2 separate regions of the Homo sapiens genome follow, and region 2 is linked to region 1. A link is a loop called in an ENCODE intact Hi-C map of the cell type or tissue named here. Cell type or tissue: ascending aorta. All regions are shown on one strand. Links, peaks and the distances in the headings refer to the core of each region. The heading gives the core; the rest is flanking DNA.

Region 1 (9,922 bases), core at 810-8,809:
TATTATTCCTATTTTACAAATAAAATAAAACAAGATTAAGCAGCTTGCCCGAGGCCACCTAGCTACATTTCTTTTTCTTTCTTTCTTTCTTTTTAACATTTAGGAAGCCTTTATTTTGTTTTTGTAATTATTTTTACTCGTTTTGTGTGAGTTTTTTTCCATGTAGCTATTTTTACTAGCAAAGTCAAGATGAAAACCCAGGTATTCTGACACCTAAGTACATGTGTTTAACCACTGCAGTGTATATATAATATATATTATATACACATTATATATTATATATACATTATACATTATAATGTATATTATACAATGCATATTATATATATGTGTATTATATATTACATTATATATAATAAATTATATAATATATATTATATACTCTCCTCTGTAGAACACAACAGAAAGATATTTACAAGATTAGGACAGGATCAGCTCTCTTAATATTGAACCGACTGGATAATTTAGCTTTAAAAAAGGAGGCCAGCCCCAGTTCTCACTAATAATGCTCTATTTCTGCACTGCATTCTATCAGATTTTGGTATTTGTATGAAAGCTAAGACTTCTTTGAAATATATGAAGCTAAGTGTTTGGGAAAAATGTTTCTTCTCTTTGATTGTTTTGACCCTTTGGATAGATAGCACAATCAATCTGAACAAAAACAATCCTGAGAAATTAAATTAGAACAGTTTCTGTATTTACTGGCTGAGTTTCCTTGGGTCAAACTAGCTTCTAAATCTCATGAGCACAAACCTTCCTCTCCCAACCCATCTTTTAATCAGTGTAAATAAACACAACATGAAGGACCCATGTGTGCTTTTTCATTGATAGAACTTTTTGTAAATAAATGATGAAAGAATTTTATAAAATAAGAGAGAGGATGAAAAACAGACCCATGTTTTCTATAAAACTTTCAACACAGCTGGCTTGCTCACTTTAAAAGAGTTCTGAGACCACTAAACTATAGAAGAAATAACTAATTAGCATACAACTTTAAAGACTATTTAAAAATATGAATGGATGTCAGATTTTAAGATATTCCTGTTTGGTTTTTAAGTCATGCAACACTTGTGAGATGCATTTTGAAGTTGCCTTGAAAATTGATTAGACCCCAGTGTCCTAAGGCATACAAGGAAGGCTATAATGTTTGAATTCCAATAACAGACACTCTTTTAAAACAAAATCGTGGCCGGGCACAGTGGCTCATACCTGTAATCCCAGCACTTTGGGAGGCCGAGGCGGGTGGCTCACAAGTTCAGGAGTTCAAGACCAGTCTGGCCAAGATGGTGAAACCCCATCTCTATTAAAAATACAAAAAAATTAGCGGGGCATGGTGGTGCACACCTGAAATCCCAGCTACTCAGGAGGCTGAGGCAGACAATTGCTTAAACCCGGGAGGCTGAGGTTGCAGTGAGCCGAGATCGCTCCACTGCACTCTAGCCTGGGTGACAGAATGAGACTCCATCTGAAAAATAATAATAAAATAAAAATTAAAAAATTGTAAAACTAATTTGAAGCCTCCATTATCATTGATAAAATTAGCATTAGGCTTTTTTTTGTGGATGGGCATCCCTTCAGGAAGTATGGTATCTAAGAGAAAGTCTTTTGTATTCTATGTTTTGATGCAAGCGATAGAAACCAATCTCCAACTAGCTTAAGCCTAGAAGGGATATATTGACTTATGAAGGGCATAATGAAACTGGCCTTAGGGGCTACTGCAAACAGGGACCCAATCACTGTCAAGCTTTGCTCACTTTCTCTTGCAAATCGGCTTCATTTACTCTGATCAGTTTCACTGGCGGAGAACTCAGCGTCAGATACAAATACTATGAACTCACCCCATTACAGAGACACAAGGAACTTCTTTCTCCCAGCTTTAGTTAAAAACAAAACAAAGCAAAGCCAATACAAGGATTCTGGTTGGCCTGTCTTGGTCAAATCCCTGCTTCTATCACTCTTGCCGGGGCCAGTATCATATTTAACGTAGCCTGGAAAACACACCTACCTTGTGGCCATACTGGGTAGAAACTGTTTATAAAAGGAGGAGGTAATGGGTTCTGGCCAGAAAAAAAATCAATAGTTATTGCATCCTCATCTATTTAATATTTTGAGTGATAAAAGGAAAATAATTTGGCATATAAGAAACAGATCCCAAATAACATACATCATGGAAAGAAGGAAGAATGAGGAACAAGAGATAACATTATATTAGAGAGCAGCCTGGAGGATTTTATAAACCTGTCAAGATGAAAATCCATCATTTCTACAGCAGGTACAGGTCTGAGTCATTAGGGTGCATGATTCTAATGCCCAAGAAAACACCCTCCATAGCCAATGGGATACCCTGCAGGAGAAGTATACAAACAGCCATTTTCTCTGAGAGACTGGTTGGTGGTAGAATACTATGCAGTGGGGTGGGGCCACAAGAATAAGAATATAATGGATATTTGGTTTATCCTAGCTTCGTTTATAGGCAGTTTTTGTTGTTGTTGTTTTGTTTTGTTTTTGAGCTTTCCAATTTTTCATTAGCCTTTCAGAACTTAGAAAGGAGGTTTACAGCATTGCAGTCGCTCTTGGAATAGTTCAACTCTCCCAATTCCAGTTTCTCTAAGAAGAAAGAGACCCAAAGAGGACACTTGCCTCCCCCAGGAGCAGAGAAAAAGTTAGCACCTGATTCACACAGAGGCCTAAGCTTCCATTTATATGACTCCTATGCCTAGCCTATGTGGGACCTATGCTCGGTCCCACAGACAGCAATGAAAAACGAAGAGGCTTCATCTGTGTGTGCACTTTTTGAAATGTTTTTTGAGTCACTGATAGAATTCTGTGGACACTGGCTTCAACAGACCAAGCATCTTCTTATCTGGACACAACTCCCTGTCTAAACATCCCTTCCCAGCAGTCTAGAAAGTGGACCTCCTCCAAAGGTTCCCATCATTGTCAGCAATTATAAGAACACTCAATCATATGGGTTTTCTCTTGTTTCTCCCTCTGCTTCCCCACCCTTCCAGATGATAGACATGATGTACTTTGTCATCATTATGCTGGTGGTTCTGATGAGCTTTGGGGTCGCCAGGCAAGCCATCCTTTTTCCCAATGAGGAGCCATCATGGAAACTGGCCAAGAACATCTTCTACATGCCCTATTGGATGATTTATGGGGAAGTGTTTGCGGACCAGATAGACCGTAAGCAAGTTTATGATTCTCATACACCAAAGTCAGGTATTTAAATTCAATTCGGTTATGTCTTTTCCAAGTTCATTTGTTTGTTCTCAATAAATGGCTCAAGATAGAGGACTGATTCCTAGCTTGCTATCTTGGAGGAAACAAAAATTACAGAAGGTGAATACACAATTTTAGCAAAGTAGTTCTTGGGTATTTCTTTAGGTATGTCATGTTCTGTGACACGAATCGACATCTGGTATACCAAATTTGATCAAACAATGAACCACTTAGAAAGATCTAAATTACTTTATGATTCAAACTCCCAGGGCCATGTGTTGAATATTTCAGTATCAGGAATATTTTATGTCACTACCTCCCTACCTCTACCCCAGCCTTTAGAAAATAAATTTCTTGAGTTGGACTTCAGAACAAATAAACAATGCTCGATTTCACCATCAGAATTCAAGAGTAAGGGCAAACATCTGCATGGTATTTTTCTTGCACTGGAAACTATTCTCCAACTCCCTTTCCCACTGTCTTAAATTATGTGCTATTGAGACTCATAGGAAGCTGGTATTCATTGCCTGGAAGTATGGAAAATGCCTTAGGTCATAAACTGAGTTGCTTGCTATAAATGCCAAAAAGAAAATAGTATCTATATTATGAAACGATTCAGTGTGGGGAGTGAATGCCAGCAAGCCCCCAAGGTTTCATGCCCTAATAGATGCCGATTCTCTGTAATAAACACTCCTTTTGTATGGAGTTTGAAGATAGTTGTATCCTAGGAGTCTGTTCCAGGATTTTACTGGGACCAAATGTCAGGACACACCAGGCATTGGGAAATTTTTTGGGAAGAAAGCATCATTAAAGAAACATCTTTCAGTGTGGAGGAGTTGAATCCCAGGAGCAATGATTTCTCATTTCCCCTGAGGAGTTTAGTTCTGGAAATAACATCCCTCCAACATTGTTGAATTAACATTTTTCAGACATTTTTTTGCTGACAGGCCAGCCGTCTGAGCCCTGGACTGTGGACATGGATTAGGGTTGCATAACCAGGTAGTATAGCTTATTAAGAGCAGGAGCAGAGACTAGTTAGCATCCCCACTCCCACTGCCCATCCCCGGTAGGACTGAGACCAGGAAAATAGGGACAAGGCAGCAAAGAGTGTGAGTCCTCCAGGCCTGTGAAGAGGATGTGTACGTTGGCAACAGAACACACCGGTACGTCATTTATTCTTCCACGATGGATTTTGAACAAACACACTTTCCTTCTCAAAATGCGTTATCTAAGGCAATCAAGACTTTTTGGAACACCTAATTGGAACAAATACTTGTTTCATGAGACTTAGCCAACTCACTGAGGAAGAATTTTAACTCCATCTCCTGGTTGTAATATCTTTGGCTGACAATGTGCAGCCTTCACCAAGACAGCTTGCCAGGGACTGGGGAAAATCCTTTTGAGAGCCTGCTTTCAAACAGTCCCTAAAGGCAAAACAACACTTTTTAAAAACCCACCTATGACCATTTTCCTCAGAGATTAAATGTGCTATTTCCCCCCAAGAAATTGTTTTTCCACTTAGTTACATTATTTTGCCTTTTTTAGTTTTCCTTTCTGCTCCAAAATGAGATTAAGCCCCCAGGGAAGTTTTGACAATGCCACATTTTGGGATGGGAGAAGGAGGGAGGTGTAGGTGTGTTTTATAAATGGGATTCTGTCTGTCCCTCTACAAGTGGCCATTTATTGATGTTGTACTATGAACCCAGCCTAGTGCAACAAACACCACCATCTGGCTGAATAAGAGGATTTATTATTGTTATTTTAAAAGAAGGGCTGATTGTAGTTTAGAACTTGAAAACCCCCTGGAGACAGAGAAGATGTGTTCTGTGTGAGTGAAACATGAAAATAGATTTCCCACACTGTTAATTAGATCTGTGGAGCTCTACGTGTGTGAGAATAAATTTCGACTCCAAACCTCAATGTATAACTGACCCAGCCTTGGATAGATGCAGCCTTCGTGATGCCCTTCCCCAACCACTTACCTTCCTTTTCGATGTTCTGAAAGAGCTACAATGGTAGCCACTGTTCTAAGCTAAATCAGCCAGTTTTCTGTCTAGTGCTAGTGAGTATTTGTCCTTTCTCAAATGGATATAGAAGGCTGCCCCCAAAATCTGTCATGACATTTGGCCAAGGTCATTGAACATTCCTGTCCTCCAAATGATTTAATATTCATGTTATGGCCCTGGATGGGCCCAGTGGGGATTGGGTGACTGCCCTAGCTGGTCATTCAGAACTGCTCTGGAGTCCCAAGTACCAAGCTATTTGAGAAAGGTACAAATCTTTTATGCTGCCCTACGACGTCTTGCCTCTTTTCTGTGTCGTGCCCAGGTTGGTTTGTGAAGCATGTTTTCAGGCTGATCGGATCTCATATCCGCCTGGACCCACAGCCCTTCCCAGGGTCTCCAGTCCCATCCTGTGGGTGTACCCCGTGCGGGCCTTCTGAAATGCTGCTCATTCAAACACACCTTCGCAGAGTGACTCATTTCTAACGGAATGCGTGTGCTCCATAGCTAACTCTTTTTTTTTTTTTACTTCAGAATTGCTAAGCCCATTTCATGTTTGGGAAAATACTCTTTCTTAATTGGGTTGGACGTATATGGATGTACAATAGGGCCCTTGGGGTGGGTTTTTAACATCAATCATACACCTCAGAAGAGAGGGCGGCTTTGATGCCCTCACTTCTGGGAGGCAATGTTACCTTGCTACAGATCTTTGATATGCCTTCCACCTTTTCTTCTGTTATTTGTTCTAAACACAGAGATCAAAGATCGATAAGATCAATAAAGCCTAAGATACTGGAATGAAACTTCTAAGGTTACTTTCCAAATGTGCTTAAAACTAAACCCAAAGGAAAGAAAATGGAGTCGCTGTAAAGTCACAACATAATTTAGGTGCTTTTCACCTCTAAGCCATGTTGAACTAAACACAAATGATAGTTCAGCCTTAATCTAAGTTCTCTGTGGAGACTGAAATGTTTGTTTTGTTTGGAAGCAGAGGAGAGTGAGAGAATGTGATTGGAAGCAGAAGATAAGGAACCTGGGGAAGGGACAGTGACTGTCCGCTCTACCCGGAAACTTTGCCTACCACCTTGATTTAATTCGTGGGAATGCAACTTGCTGTTGTTGTGTGGTTGGTTCCTTTTTGGTTTGTCTGGTTTCTTTCAAATAGCCCAAAATTGTCTTCACGTGTTTGCTATATAGAATCCTAGCTCTCCAAGAACCAATCTAAGGGCTACCATGAAACAACTTAGGCCCTGGGTTGTTAAATGCATGGCTACCAAATGATGACACCCTTTTGGGTAGTCTCATCAGTGTGACCCATGTGGCATGGCCTCTGAGAGCTGGTCAGGATCCCACTGGAGCTTGAGGAGAAAAGCCACTTAGAAAAGAGGAGCAGCAGAATTCATTTCCACCCCAGCAGCATTTCATGCCAAGGCCGGAGCAAAGCTAAAATTAGATGGACTCTTGCCAGCTTAGAAATCTGGTTCTGCATTCTGGTGTGTGAGGTGCCTAGAAGTGCACCTTTGTTGGCAGGGAAAACGGGGTGTCTCTGGCTTTCTCCAGCCCCTGAATGAATGCGACTTTCATTTATTTACAGGGCATCCATGTGCTGCTGGCTGTATATTCAGATTCCCCAGGCTGTACCAGGGCAGGAGGAAAATGAATCATGCTCTTGAATGCATTAAGTAAGGGTCTAAATTTAGTCCTCCTTTCTGCTTCTCTGAGTATTTTTACAAGTTTAGATAGTAATGTGAAAGCAGAATGTCCAAAACTTACTTTCTACCATGACAACTTAATATTATCTAGCCCTTTCCATTCACTCCAAATTAGCTATCCAATCTACTTAATGCCTGGGTTACTTTTTTTTCTTACTGCCTAGGGCTTTTCCATCTAAAATTAATAGGTAGTCTGGGGTAGGAAGGTTTTTGTTTTGTTTTTGCTTTATTTATGTATGTATATATTTAGTACAAAGGTTTGCTATAAAAAAAAAAAATCCTTGCTCCTTTGTGTCCATGTTGTCTCTGTGATGTTGACTGAATTTAAAGTGTTGTTTTTGTCATGTGTGTGCATGTAAAGCCAAAACACATTCCTGAATTATTTTTCTGCCTCAAATTAATTGTTCCTCACTTCCCATGTGGAAATCAGAACATCTCAAGGAGCCAGTCTCTAAAATACGCCTGCTTATGGTGAAGTTTAGAGCAGCATGAACGAAGATGACTATTGTTATGCATTGCAATCATGAAACTCCAGTTCTCAAGACTCAGGGCTGTGCATCTGTTTAGTATTCTGAACTGACCTTCTCTAATGGATTCAGAGCACACTAATGCCTAACAGCTATAGCGTGGGGAGTGTTGCTTGACCAAAAAAGTATTTTGGAAAAGGAAAACTTGAGCCAGTGCCAACTTTTGGGAAAGGGTTTTGTTTTGTTGGGTTTTGTTTTCACAAATTGCTAAGGAAGCAAGCCAATATGAGGCACCATCCTCATTTTCTGTCCCTGAAAGCCAGCTCACGTTATAGAGAATACCCACCTGACTTGTTTACTAATACAAACTGAGGCTTAATGGATTTACAAATAACAGAGCTATCTGCAGACAGGACTTTGTGATGATTCCGGACGCTGTTTTGATCAACACTTGTTCTATTGTCATAACATTTAATTAGCATTTTCTCACAGGTTGGACTCCACTTTGAATTCTTTCTTCAGTCAATGAATATTTATTTTGTTTGTACTGTGAGCTGGGAACCAGAGCACAGAGATACATGTGACGGAGGCTTTGTCTTCAAGGAGCTTACAGTCCAGGAAAGGCAAGCTGCCATTGACGATACATGTGTAGAGATGGAGCCAAAGAAGGTAGCCAGTTCTACCTGGGGTGGGAGATGAGACCTTGCAGAGAAAGGGAGGGTTGAGCTGAGCCGCTCGATATGAGCTGATGTTTCAGGAAGATGAGAGCAGGAGGTGTAAGGAGAGAAGAATGGCCTTCCAAACTGCGAATTAGTATGAAAAGTTCCAGGAGCAGTGGATATTTAGTATGGCTGATGGTAGAGTAAGAGGCAAGAGATAGGAAGTAGGACGGAAGGGTCTGAGGAGACAGACGGGGTACAGATCCTGGAGGACTTACACTCCATGCTCAGAATAGTACCATGATCAAGATGTATGTTTTAATCAGAGCTCCCAAGCAAAAATGTGGAAAGTCCATAAGAGGGGTAGAGGTGGGAAGTGAGAGGTGAGAGGAAATTTCTAATGCAGCAGCAGCTGGAATGGAGGAAACAGGCAGGATGAGATTTTAGGAAGGTACAATCAAAAGAACCTGGAAAGAAATCAGATGGTGCAGAGGGTGATAGTGGGAAAAGTGGATGGGGATTTAAAACAGAGGAGCTGGAGATTACGCCAAGGTTTCTGGCTTAGTCTAAAGGGTGATGTCATTCACTGAGATAGAGAATCTGGGACAAGGAACTATGGGGGTATGGGGACTTTTTCTGTCAGGATTGAATTGAGTTTGAGGTTTCTATGGGAATTCCAGGAAAACCATGAAGAAGGCTATTTTGCACATAGAACTCTGGAGCTTAGTAGAAGCTGGACAGGAGATAGAGATTTAGGGATCAACCACCGTGATGGTTAATGCCATGATGGGTGAGCTTACCAGCGGGCACAAGTAGAAAGAGAAGAGAAGGCCAGAGAGGAATACTGAGTGGTCAACGGTGTCAAATGCAAGAGAAAAGTCCAACTGGGTGAATATTTATAGACGTCCATTCAGTTAGTCCTTCAGGAAGTCACTGGTGACTTTTGCCAGGACATTTTTATTTCAGTGCAAGCGCAAAAACCAATTGCAGTGATGTAAGAGTAAATCAGCAACAGGACAAAGCATTTACTAGGCAAGAGGGAGAGAAATGCTGTATATGTATCAGCGGGGCAGGAGGGGCAGAGAAAGCACAATGCAGTAGAGCTCTGAGAAGAGTGATGTCTTATAATCACCACTAGGAAAGTGGCAGATGTCACTGACTTGGTACATATCACAGGATTGCTCTGGGCCACCTATTTGCATAGATAAGTTGTGTGTTTCCCCAGTCATGACTCTGCACCCCAGATATAGTACAGGAAAGACAAATGGCTGGATTAATCCAAGATTGAGGCTTTGCTGTGCCCACATGGCAGAGAGGGAACAGGGACTAGGGTTATTAAAGATGTTTGCAAGGGTTTTTGAAGTTATACATTGTGAGGTGTAAGATGAAGGGAAAAGAAAGGTATAAAGTTGGTGAAAACCCCAGAGGAAAAAGGAATAATCAAAGGACTAGGTTTCTAGCCTGAGAAGCAATTACATTGACTAAAGGTCCTGAAGGCCGTGATTATACGATGTTGTGGTCAGGCAATAGTAAATTGGTGTTCAGAATTAAGAGGTGAAGCAGTTTAGAATAATGATAAGGTCCAGGGGTAGCTATGAGGATGGGTTCTAGAACATGCTGGAGTTGAGGTCAAGTATCTTGAAGCTAGATTCTTCTGTGTTTATCAATACAGATATTGAAGTTGTTCACAATAATGACAGGAGAAGGTGTGAATGGGAAGACTTTGATCAGGATGACCTGAAACTCAAAAAAGAAAGGGTTTTTTGCACAAGAGTGAAAAACAGTGGTTTGGAAAAGGCAAAGAATATCAATAAAAATGCAGACATTGCCTCGGAACCACAATGTAGAAAAATGTGCAA
Region 2 (9,922 bases), core at 711-8,710, 87 kb after region 1:
CTTCAATGCCTTTTTTCTTTTTTCTTTTTTCTTTTTTCTTTTTTTTTTTGAGACAGAGTCTCACTCTGTCGCCCAGGCTGGAGTGCAGTGGCGCAATCTCAGCTCACTGCAACCTCTGCCTCCCAGGTTCGAGCAATTCTCATGCCTCAGCCTCCCGAGTAGCTGGGATTACAGACATGTGCCACCACACCCGGCTCATTTTGTGTATTTTTAGTAGAGATGGCGTTTCACTATGTTGGCCAGGCTGGTCTCGAACTCCTGACCTCAGGTGATCCGCCCACCTCAGCCTCCCAAAGTGCTGGGCTTATAGGCATGAGTCACTGTGCCCGGCACCACCCTTTTTTTTTTTTTTTTAATAGGGTTGCTCTTTCACCCAGGCTGGGGTATACTAGCGGGGTTTCGCCATGTTGCCCAGGCTGGTCTCAAACTCCTGGGCTCGAGGGATCCACCTGCCTTGGCCTCCCAAAGTACTGGGATTACAGGCATGAGCCACTGTGCCTGGCCAAGAAATTTTACTTTGAATGCATGATGTATTTTATCTTTAAAATGTAAATGAAAATTTCCTGGCTTTATCACCTAAAAAACTTAACACACAACAACCAACCCAGTGTATGAGTTCCTCTGGCACCCTAATTGTGCTTTCTAAATATCATTTTCCACTATTAAGAAAAAAAATCTACTTAAAGAGATGATTGCTTCCAGGTCTAAAAACCAAAAATGTACAAAATGAACCTAGAACATCTTGTCATACCTGAAAGCAAGGAAGCTATCAGAATCCTAGGATCATACCAAAGGACTTGGGAACCAACATATTGGTCTAAGATGGGCAAATGTGGCCATCAATTAAAGATAAAAACTTCAGTACATTAAAAACACAGGTATGTTTCTATCAATACGTTCATAGTGATTTTTTAAAAAGCACCGTCATTGGTTACTTTTGGAAATTCCTAAGGATCCAACTCATTATCTTGAAAGTAATAAACAGAAGAGAATCAAGCACTTATTTTGACTTTCCAAAGGGACTCTATGTCAAGGCAACCAAATAGTTTACATGGGAAAGTTTCTCTTTACAGATGTGTTCCAGCAAATAAAGCATGACAAAATTAGAATGCTATCATTTTGCAACCCTACTGAGTCAATGTCTCTAGGCAATAAATTTCAATGGCTGCTCACAACCCTAAGGGAAGAGACCTGGACAGACAACAAACAGCAACTCTGAAGTCTTGGGTCGGGGGTGGGGAACTCTAGGTAACAATTTGCACAAATTTGAATGTACCACAAGGGATAGAGAATAGAGAACACATTAAATGGTACCAGGGTGAAATGTGGAACAGTCAGGAGTATCACAGGTAACCAAGTTGCTCTTGGATCGATGCAACTGCCGTCAAATAACTAAAATCTTTAATGAGTCCTAACCACCATTGAAGAATGCACTCATTTTCAGTGAAGCTGAGGCATCTAACTGCTCAGATCGTTCCACCTTCTCTTGCCTTCTACAATCATATCCCTAAAATAAACCCCATTAACCGAAGTTCCTGATCATATCTATTTCTTCATTAAAAGTGTCCTACACATTAATAAGAAAGTACATACGTCGTGAGGCCGAGGCGGGCAGATGGCTTGAGCTCGGGAATGTGAGACTAGCCTGGGCAACATCGTGAGACCTCATCTCTACAAAAAAATAATAACAAAAAAGTAGCCAGGTGCAGTCACACATTCCTGTAGCCCCAGCTACTTGGGAGGCTAAGATGGGAGGATTGCTTCAGCCCAGGGGGGTCGAGATTGCAGTGAGCCAAGATCACACCACTGCACTCCAGCATGGGCGACAGAGTGACACCCTGTCTCAAAAAAAAAAAAAAGAAAAGAAAAAGGAAAGAAAAGAAAAGAAAAAGAAAAAGAAAGCACAAAATTTCCTCCCCAGCCTTTGTACACAAGCACTTTCCACCAGAGTTCCATTGACATGCCACTGAATTTGGATAATCATGTGAACCTGGATTTGATAGGAAACAAATGAGAAAATTAAGTCTAAAGGAGTTTTGACTGCTTGAAGAAGAAAAATGCTGTGAAATGTCTATTTCTATCATTTCCATATGTTGGACAACATTTAGACCACTCAAAAATATAAATTATAACTCACAGAGCTTTATTATTTATATTAAAATGGAAGCTTAGAGAACATCTCCAGAAACTGTTACCATTCAGAGGGCTGTGACTTTTCAGCAGGGAGATTTCCAATGTATTGTTAACATAGCATTAAAGGTATGAAACAATTTCTTAAAGGTCTAAAAATGGCAGAACAGCTCCCCTGTTTCTCATAGTGTCTCAATCTTTTCCATATTTAGTGAGCAAGAGTCAAAAATATCAAAACTCCTGGGAAATTCTCAGTAAAAGAATGTATTTTTGCTCAGCATAATTTAGTTCCGTTTGTGGTTTTATCGTGCAAGACTCAGGATCTCTTATACTTGAAAGAGGGAGAAAGAGGAAACATGTCTGTCAGCCAATGGTCCAAATATTCCTTTATCATTTGGCCATTTTCTTGCACATTCATACGAAATCAAAAAACGGGATGAAAAAGAATGGGAGCATGGCCTAAAATAACAAACAATCCTTAGTTAAAAAATGCTAAGCTATGATTTGATCATCTTATACATCAATGGTGACAGAGGAAAATCTTGTATTTTCTATGGCAAGACATCAAAGGAAGCAAATTTATGATAAATAATACCATGCAAAAAGCAGGGCATTGATTTTAATTGCTCTTAATGTATACTGCAAGCCAGAGAAAAGGCAAGACTTTGGAGAAAGTAATGATTTAAAAATAAAAAACAAAAAACGTAAAACCCTGAGATCATAGTGTCTGTGAGGATAGAGAGCTGGGTTCTGCTTAAGCCATTCTCTAAAGCTAAAAGGAGACATTTTTCCCTTTTCCGAAAGAGCTATCTATATCTACTACCCTGTAATCTTGACCCATGTTAAAATCTTGGACCTCTAGCTAGATTTGCCATTACTATGATTGCAGAACTCAAAATATCAGCTAAGAAATTAATTTAGTGCTGGATAACTGAAGTAACTAGAAGATTTTTTTTTTTTTTGAGATGGAGTCTCATTATGTTGCCCAGGCTGGAGTCCAGTGGCGCCATCTGGGCTCAATGCAACCTCTGCCTCCCGGGTTCAAGCGAGTCTCCTGCCTCAGCCTCCTGAGTAACTGGGACAACAGGTATGCACCACCACGCCCTGCTAACTTTTTGTATTTTTAGTAGAGACGGGGTTTCACCATGTTGGACAGGATGGTCTCGATCTCTTGACTTCGTGATCCACCCACCTTGGCCTCCCAAAGTGCTGGGATTACAGGCGTGAGCCACCGCACCTGGCAGGAGAATTTTTAAAGGTATAATATTTGCTGTAAATGTTTTGCGAATTCTGTTTTTAGTATCTATTAGTAATGACTCGTTTAAGATAGTGTCATCCAAACTGGAATGAATTTTTCTCTTTTTTAGAGATGGGTTCTCGTTATGTTGCCCATGCTGGAGTGCAGTGACTATTTACAGGTACAGTGATAGCACACTACAACCTTGAACTCCTGGGCTCAGGTGATCCTACTTCAGCCTCCTGAGGAGCTGGGACTACAGGTGTGCACTACCACACCCGGCTGGAATGAACAAATGAGAACAATGAAGATTATCCCCAAATGACCTATCCACTACTTTTTAAATTGCCACACAGATGCTACAGACAAGATTCATTGTGTTCAATGATCTCAGGTTTCTACTAGTATACAGTCATATAATTTGAGAATTGTTGAGTTTAATGGAATCCTTTTAAAAAATCTAGTTCTAGTATGGGTTTTGTTATGTAATTGAGGATGTATGTCTGGAGCACTGTGTTTTGGACTCTGGCTACGGTTGGGCTCAATGGGAAAAGATAATGTAGATCAATTAGAGATGCTACTGGCACTTCTTGGACCCGGGAGTTGGGGGGGACAGGACGCTTCAGTACATGTACCACAGATTTACCACCCCACTCAGGTCCAACATCCCATCTGGAAGTGAAAGATTCAGATCTATTTCTAAACTCTTCCACTAGCTAGTCTGGGCCAATAACATTAGAAAGCAAAAATAAGTCACCCAAAATATTTGAGCCTGCATTTACTTACCAGCAGTCAAATGAAAACAGTAATCAGTAATACCTGCTCCAGCACTCAGACAGGGCAGTTGACAAGAACAAATAAAACAATGTTTAGGTGAGGGCTTTGAAAACCCAGAACACTCCTTGAATATCAGTTTAATTAATTTTTTAAAATAATAAATTATCCTCTATAGATGTCTATTTATCATTCACCTAGCTTCAGCTTATACATATGTGAATGTTCCAGTATCATTAGGAAATAAAACCAGATAGAACCATTTTTAAGCACTGTGCCAGTGGTGTTTTGTTTCTAAGGGGTGAATATTTTGGAAAGTTTTCATTTATCAGTTATAGGTATTTATACATCCCTTTTATCTGCCAAGAGTTTGAGACAACATACAAATCCTGTAAAAGTACATACAATAAACAACAAAACCAAGGGAAAGGGCCACAAAACTGTCAGACAAGATGAAAAATTTAGATCTGAGCTTCCTGGCAACCAAGGAAAAATATTAAGCAACACAGTTACATAATTCTCATTTTTAGAAAAGACAAAAAAAGATTTAGTTAAAAAATTAGAATTATGGCCAGGCGTGGTAGCTCACACCTATAATCCTAGCACTTTGGGAGGCTGAGGCAGGCAGATTGCCTTAGCTCAGGAGTTCAAGACCAGTCTCGGCAACATGGCAAAACCCCATCTCTATTAAAAATACAAAAAATTAGCCCAACATGGTGGCACATGCTGGTAATCTCAGCTACTCAGGAGGCTGAGGCATAAGAATCGCTTGAACCCAGGAGGGGGAGGTTGCAGTGAGCCAAGATCGCACCTCTACACTCCAGCCTGGGCAACAGAGTGAAACTCTGTTTAAAAAAAAAAAAAAAAATTAGAATTAATTTTATCTTCCACCATGCTGAAGATAGTCTATATTTTTTCATCAAGCCTTCTATTAGCCCATGTAATACAGACCCAGCTAACAATGTCTCTCCAGAGACCTTTAAATATAAAAGAGTCCGTGTCACCAAGAAAGAGGATATACTTTGATTCTGGCCCAGCATCAATTTCAAATTCTGAGAGCACACCCAAGGGGCAGCACAGAACCCTATGAAGAACATAGAACTGAGAATCTAAAACCAGTTCATGTCCCAGTCTCCCCATCTGTTGGCTGCGTTGCCATGGGCAAATATTTTAATTCTCTGAGTCCCAGTTTTCTCATCTATAAGAAGAAATAATTATATCTACCTTGGAGGATTGTAATAAGGAAAAAACAAGTCTATTTGGCAGACACTTCATCTGTAAAGCACTAATGACATTTTCATTACTATTAACTCTAATGTTTTATAGTCCATGAATGTATCTAATGTAGCAATGCCCAGAGCATATTCAATGCATGCTAATCCCATATGTTCCCTCTCAGAGATTTAAAGTGTACACTGGCTGTTTTACTTCATCCAGGCTAATATAACAAAATACCACAGACTACCGGGCTTCTAAACAACAGAAATTATTTCTCACAGTTCTGGAGAATGGGAAGTCCGAGATCAAGTTACCAGCAGATTAGGTGTCTGGTGAGGGCCAGCTTTCTGGTTCATAAACCGCTGTCTTTTGGCTGTGCCCCCACATGGTAAAAGGAGCAAATGAGCTCTCTGGGGCCTCTATGATAAGAGCACTAATCCCAATTCTGAGGGTTATGCCCCCATGACCTAATCACCTATGAAAGCCCCATCTTTTAATACCATGACCTTGGGGGTTAGGACTTCAACATAGGAATTTGGAGAAGACACATTCAGTCCATGGCATTTGGCATGTTGCAGACCTGAGCGGTCCTAAAAATAAAATGCTCTGTTTAGCTTGTTTTAACGCAGTATTTCCAGAGTACAGGCCCCACTTTCTATTTGCATGATTCTATTGTGTAATCCATCCTTTGGGAACATTATATTAACACAAGGGCTCTCAATTAGGGGTGATTTTGCCCCCCAGGAGACACATGGCAGTATCTGAATATATATTCAGTTATCACAGCTGTGGTCAGGGCAGGGGCTGAGATGCTACCATAATCTAATGTGTAGAAGCCAGGAATGTTGCTAAACATCTTACAATGCACAGGACAGCCTTCCACAATAAAGAAGTATCGATCCCATACAGCCAATAATCTCAAGCTCAGGAAGCCCCAATCTAATCCATTTTTAAAAAATATTTATATTTCTAACCTGTATACTGCTAAAGGGTTAACAGTCCTAGAGGTATATTATCTTCTGTGAACTGGAATATCTTTTCTTCCCTCCAACCTCATTTGCAGTAGGCCTAGTTTATGTATTTATAGTGCTCCAGGGCTTCAAGAGCAATCCATGGGGCCCAGCCCTCACCCTTGACAACTCTGATTAAATCCCTTACAGCTTTGTTCATTCTCAGCCACGGTCATAATCTCACAGCTGTGCTGTGTATCAGCACTGCCCCCCAATTTTCCTGCTTCTCTCAGTTCTAGCCATCTTTGAACCTTCTCCAGAGACAGCAGGTCCTTCTTGAAGGGCAGTGACCAGATCTACACCCAGAATTCCAGATACAGGGGACCCTTGCAGTGAGCTGGATGCTTCCTAAGAAAAGGTGTATACCAACAATATACTTGCCAGGCCACGACAAAGACCTAGAAAGTGTCACTTCAGGCCAGGTGCAGTGGCTCACACCTGTAATCCCAGAACTTTAGGAGGCCGAGGTATGTGAATTGCTTGAGCCCAGGAGTTTGAGACCAGCCTTGGCAACATGGCAAAACCTTGTCTTTACAAAATCAAACATTAGCTGGGCATGGTGGCATGGCTGAGGTGGGAGGATAGCTTGAGTCCAGGAGTTCGAGGCTATAGTGAGCTGTGATCATACCACCGCACTGCAGCCTGAGAGACAAAGTGAGACCCTGTCTCAAGAGAACAAAAGTGTCACCTCATAATCATAGTTTGCATGATGTCTTTCTATGTGTCATGTGTACAAATATCAGCTGAAGTGTGCCCTTTTCAGCTCCCATTCTGCTCAATGGAAGAAATTTAATCTCAGTAAATTCAGGATGCCTGTAGATTTCCATTTCCTCAGGGCTCCCAAGATGTCAGGGGCAGGGTCTACCAGGTCCTTCATGTCACCTCCATACTGGTCCTCTGCTATGTTATTCCAGTTCCTCTTCATGGCCACAGTCTCCTGTGTCCCATCCACGCCACTATCATGTCCCTTGTGCCTCAGTTTCCCCAGCCTACCTGGGGCTCCATTGTTCCTCACGCAGACTTGGCCCAGGGACGTTCAGGGCACAGGAACCAATATTTTTTCTCCCCCTCCAACTCCACTCTAGGGTACTTTTCAGTGTTTGCCTGTTTTTGTTCTTCATTCTACTCATCACATATTCTCTATGCCCTGAATCCCCTTAGGAGGCATGCTTTTGAAACTCCAAAACTTAAGCTTTTGAACCTCAAAAGCTTTTCTTTTTTTTCTCAAATTCCCATCTCCACCAGCAGTTTCAAAGTCTGTTTAGACTCTTAGCTTTCTCTCTGCATTTTTGCTAAGTCATTCATTCATCTAGAGAATAAAAGCAGAATGTCTTTAGTCTGGATTCAGGGACAGGTTAGGGGCAGAAGCAGAGAAACTTTGGTTAAATCTCAAAATATGATTATCTCAAAATTTGTGAGCTCTCCTGCCACTTCTGGGTCGACTTCAAGGGTCTGTCCATGTCTTCTTATATCCAATCTTAAATCCATCAAACAACAAGGTCTGATGCTTCACACCCTGAAAGAGTAGAGTACAGGGATAACAAATAGATTTTATCTCACTGGACAAATTCGATTGATTGGAATGACTGCCTGGAGTAGTGTTGAAAAGGCTGAGGCCTCAGCTGGGCTCAGTGGGCAAAAACGGATTCAGCACATCTGCCATGGATATGGGAGGAGGGATGTGATAGCATGCAGGCCAAGAATCACTGGTTTACTGTTATTTGCAAACTTACTGTTATCATCTAGAGCCTCCCTTTACCACAACATATAAGTAAACATTGTTAAAAGGCTTGATGGAAAGCCTGCAAAAAGAGGGAACCCCGAGTATAAAGGATGCCAAAAAAACAGGATTGTCTCAGCACCAGCAACCCAAGTGGTACCCTCTGGAACTGGGAATGGGATATGCGTAGATTCTCAGGGCCCCAGCATGTGGTCCTTCACTTCTCCCCAGCTCCCCAGCCTGCCCTCAGGGAAGAATGGAAGAGTATATGGGGTTTGTACCTTCTGGAGTAAGCAGAGAAACTTGATTGCACAAACTAGTTATTTCATGAGCAATGGGAGCCAGTGATGATTTTTAAGTGAAGGAACAAGATAAGAGGGGATCTTTAACAGAACTAACCCAGCAGCTGCACATAGAATGAAGTAGACGGGAGAGTATAAAGGCAAGAACACTTCTTGGAAATTTGCTACAGTAGGCCAGGTGAGGAGTGCTCATGAATGGGAATGAGTGCAGAGACGGGGCCAGCAGGCCACCCTCACCTTAATGCAAGTCAAACCACAGGCCTTAGAGAAGCCCAAGGGTCAGGACTTTCTGCAGCATCTGCCTTTGCTTTTAAGGGAGCTACAGATTTGTAAAAGTCAAAATGCCTCAAAACAGAATGCTGCTAGCCTGGCCTGATTTAGAGAGGCCTAGTTGGGGACCCTAAAAGGAGACATGCCCACTTCCAGGTGGCTGCATGCCCAAAGGGAACTTCTGCTACAAAATGTGACTCTAGGCCACCCTGACAAAGGTCAGGCACTTGGGATGTGGCAGCCGCTCTTTAGCTCTTTCCTTTTGGTTATTTCTCTAAGACTCAGAATAATTCCTTCAAGGTGTAAATCAGCCCTTCCCACTGAAACAAACTAAATCAAAAACACAGAAAGAAAAGCATGCACAGCACAGAGATGAGATTACCAAGGAAGATCACCTCGGCCTAGAGCTGCTTTTTGATCAATCAACGCAGGCAACTTGGGGCATTGGGCAGCATGGGGGCTGTATATCCTGCCTGGAGTAGAAAGCAAGCATAGAAATAGTAGAAGCCACTCTACAGGGTTTTCTCCTTTGAGAAAAGCGAGATTTAGGATCCCCAAATCCATCCCCCTCCAGTTTCCTCCTCCCCACATTGACCTGCCTTTTTCTCTTTATTTCTGTCTCATCTTCCCTCCCCAGTTTGCCTTTCTTGCTCCCTCTCTGCTCTGCCTTTTTCTTACCCCTCCATCCAAACTTGGCAATAACAGAATGTACCTCTGGGTCAACCTCAAAGAACCTCTAGCAGACAATTTATGATCATCTCTTCCCAATCCCCATCCTAGTATGAGCTGGGCAGCTGTCCCTGGAAGATGGCTGAGTTATCCACAGTCACTTCTTCACATATTCCTAATACCTCATCACCAATCAGGAAAATATTTGGATTCTGTATGCCAAGCCTGCTTCTGCCTGGCTCTGCTAGCTTCCGTTACTGATGACACATGGGGTGAGGGGTGGGCCGGTGAACCTTCATGCTGGCTGCAATCAGTGGGACATTCAGCTACTCACCCCACCCCAGCACAAAATGAGACATAAACATTGGATGCCACCAACAGGTGCAGACCAGGCTGCGGAGTTCCAAGGGCAGAGGAGGCTGGGAACCCAGGGAGGCTGGGAGGAGAGGTAGGAAGACAGAAGGAGCACCCCAGGTCAGTGTGGATGAGTAAAGAACCCCAACCGAAATTGTTCAAGGCCTTGTTGGGGCCAGTGAGTGTGCTGGCCAGCCTGAAAGGAAAGCTAGAGAGAGAAAACTAGAAAACTCAATTG

What was found. A loop is a pair of places that touch in the nucleus more often than their neighbours do. Peaks named below come from ENCODE experiments on the same cell type or tissue, not always from the same donor. Only the 100,000 strongest peaks of a DNase experiment are listed, where the experiment ranks them.
Region 2: it touches region 1 in a loop (3-fold over the local background); 27 of 110 quality-filtered maps call a loop at or near these places.

The regions. Positions count from the first base shown.
Region 1 is chr9:70,584,295-70,594,216 of GRCh38, reverse strand. TRPM3 (transient receptor potential cation channel subfamily M member 3) reads left to right here. Exons shown (of 26, transcript NM_001366145.2): 22 at 3,012-3,186. Among named protein-coding and RNA genes, the nearest start is that of KLF9, 170 kb to the right of the region's middle. In ascending aorta, for the core only: no CTCF peak of the experiment used is centred there; DNase peaks (open chromatin) are centred at 4,276 and 6,716; H3K4me3 peaks cover 757 bases; H3K27ac peaks cover 6,472 bases.
Region 2 is chr9:70,497,556-70,507,477 of GRCh38, reverse strand. The region is part of intron 3 of KLF9-DT (KLF9 divergent transcript); the gene reads right to left. Among named protein-coding and RNA genes, the nearest start is that of KLF9, 88 kb to the right of the region's middle. In ascending aorta, for the core only: no CTCF peak of the experiment used is centred there; no DNase peak of the experiment used is centred there; H3K27ac peaks cover 4,753 bases.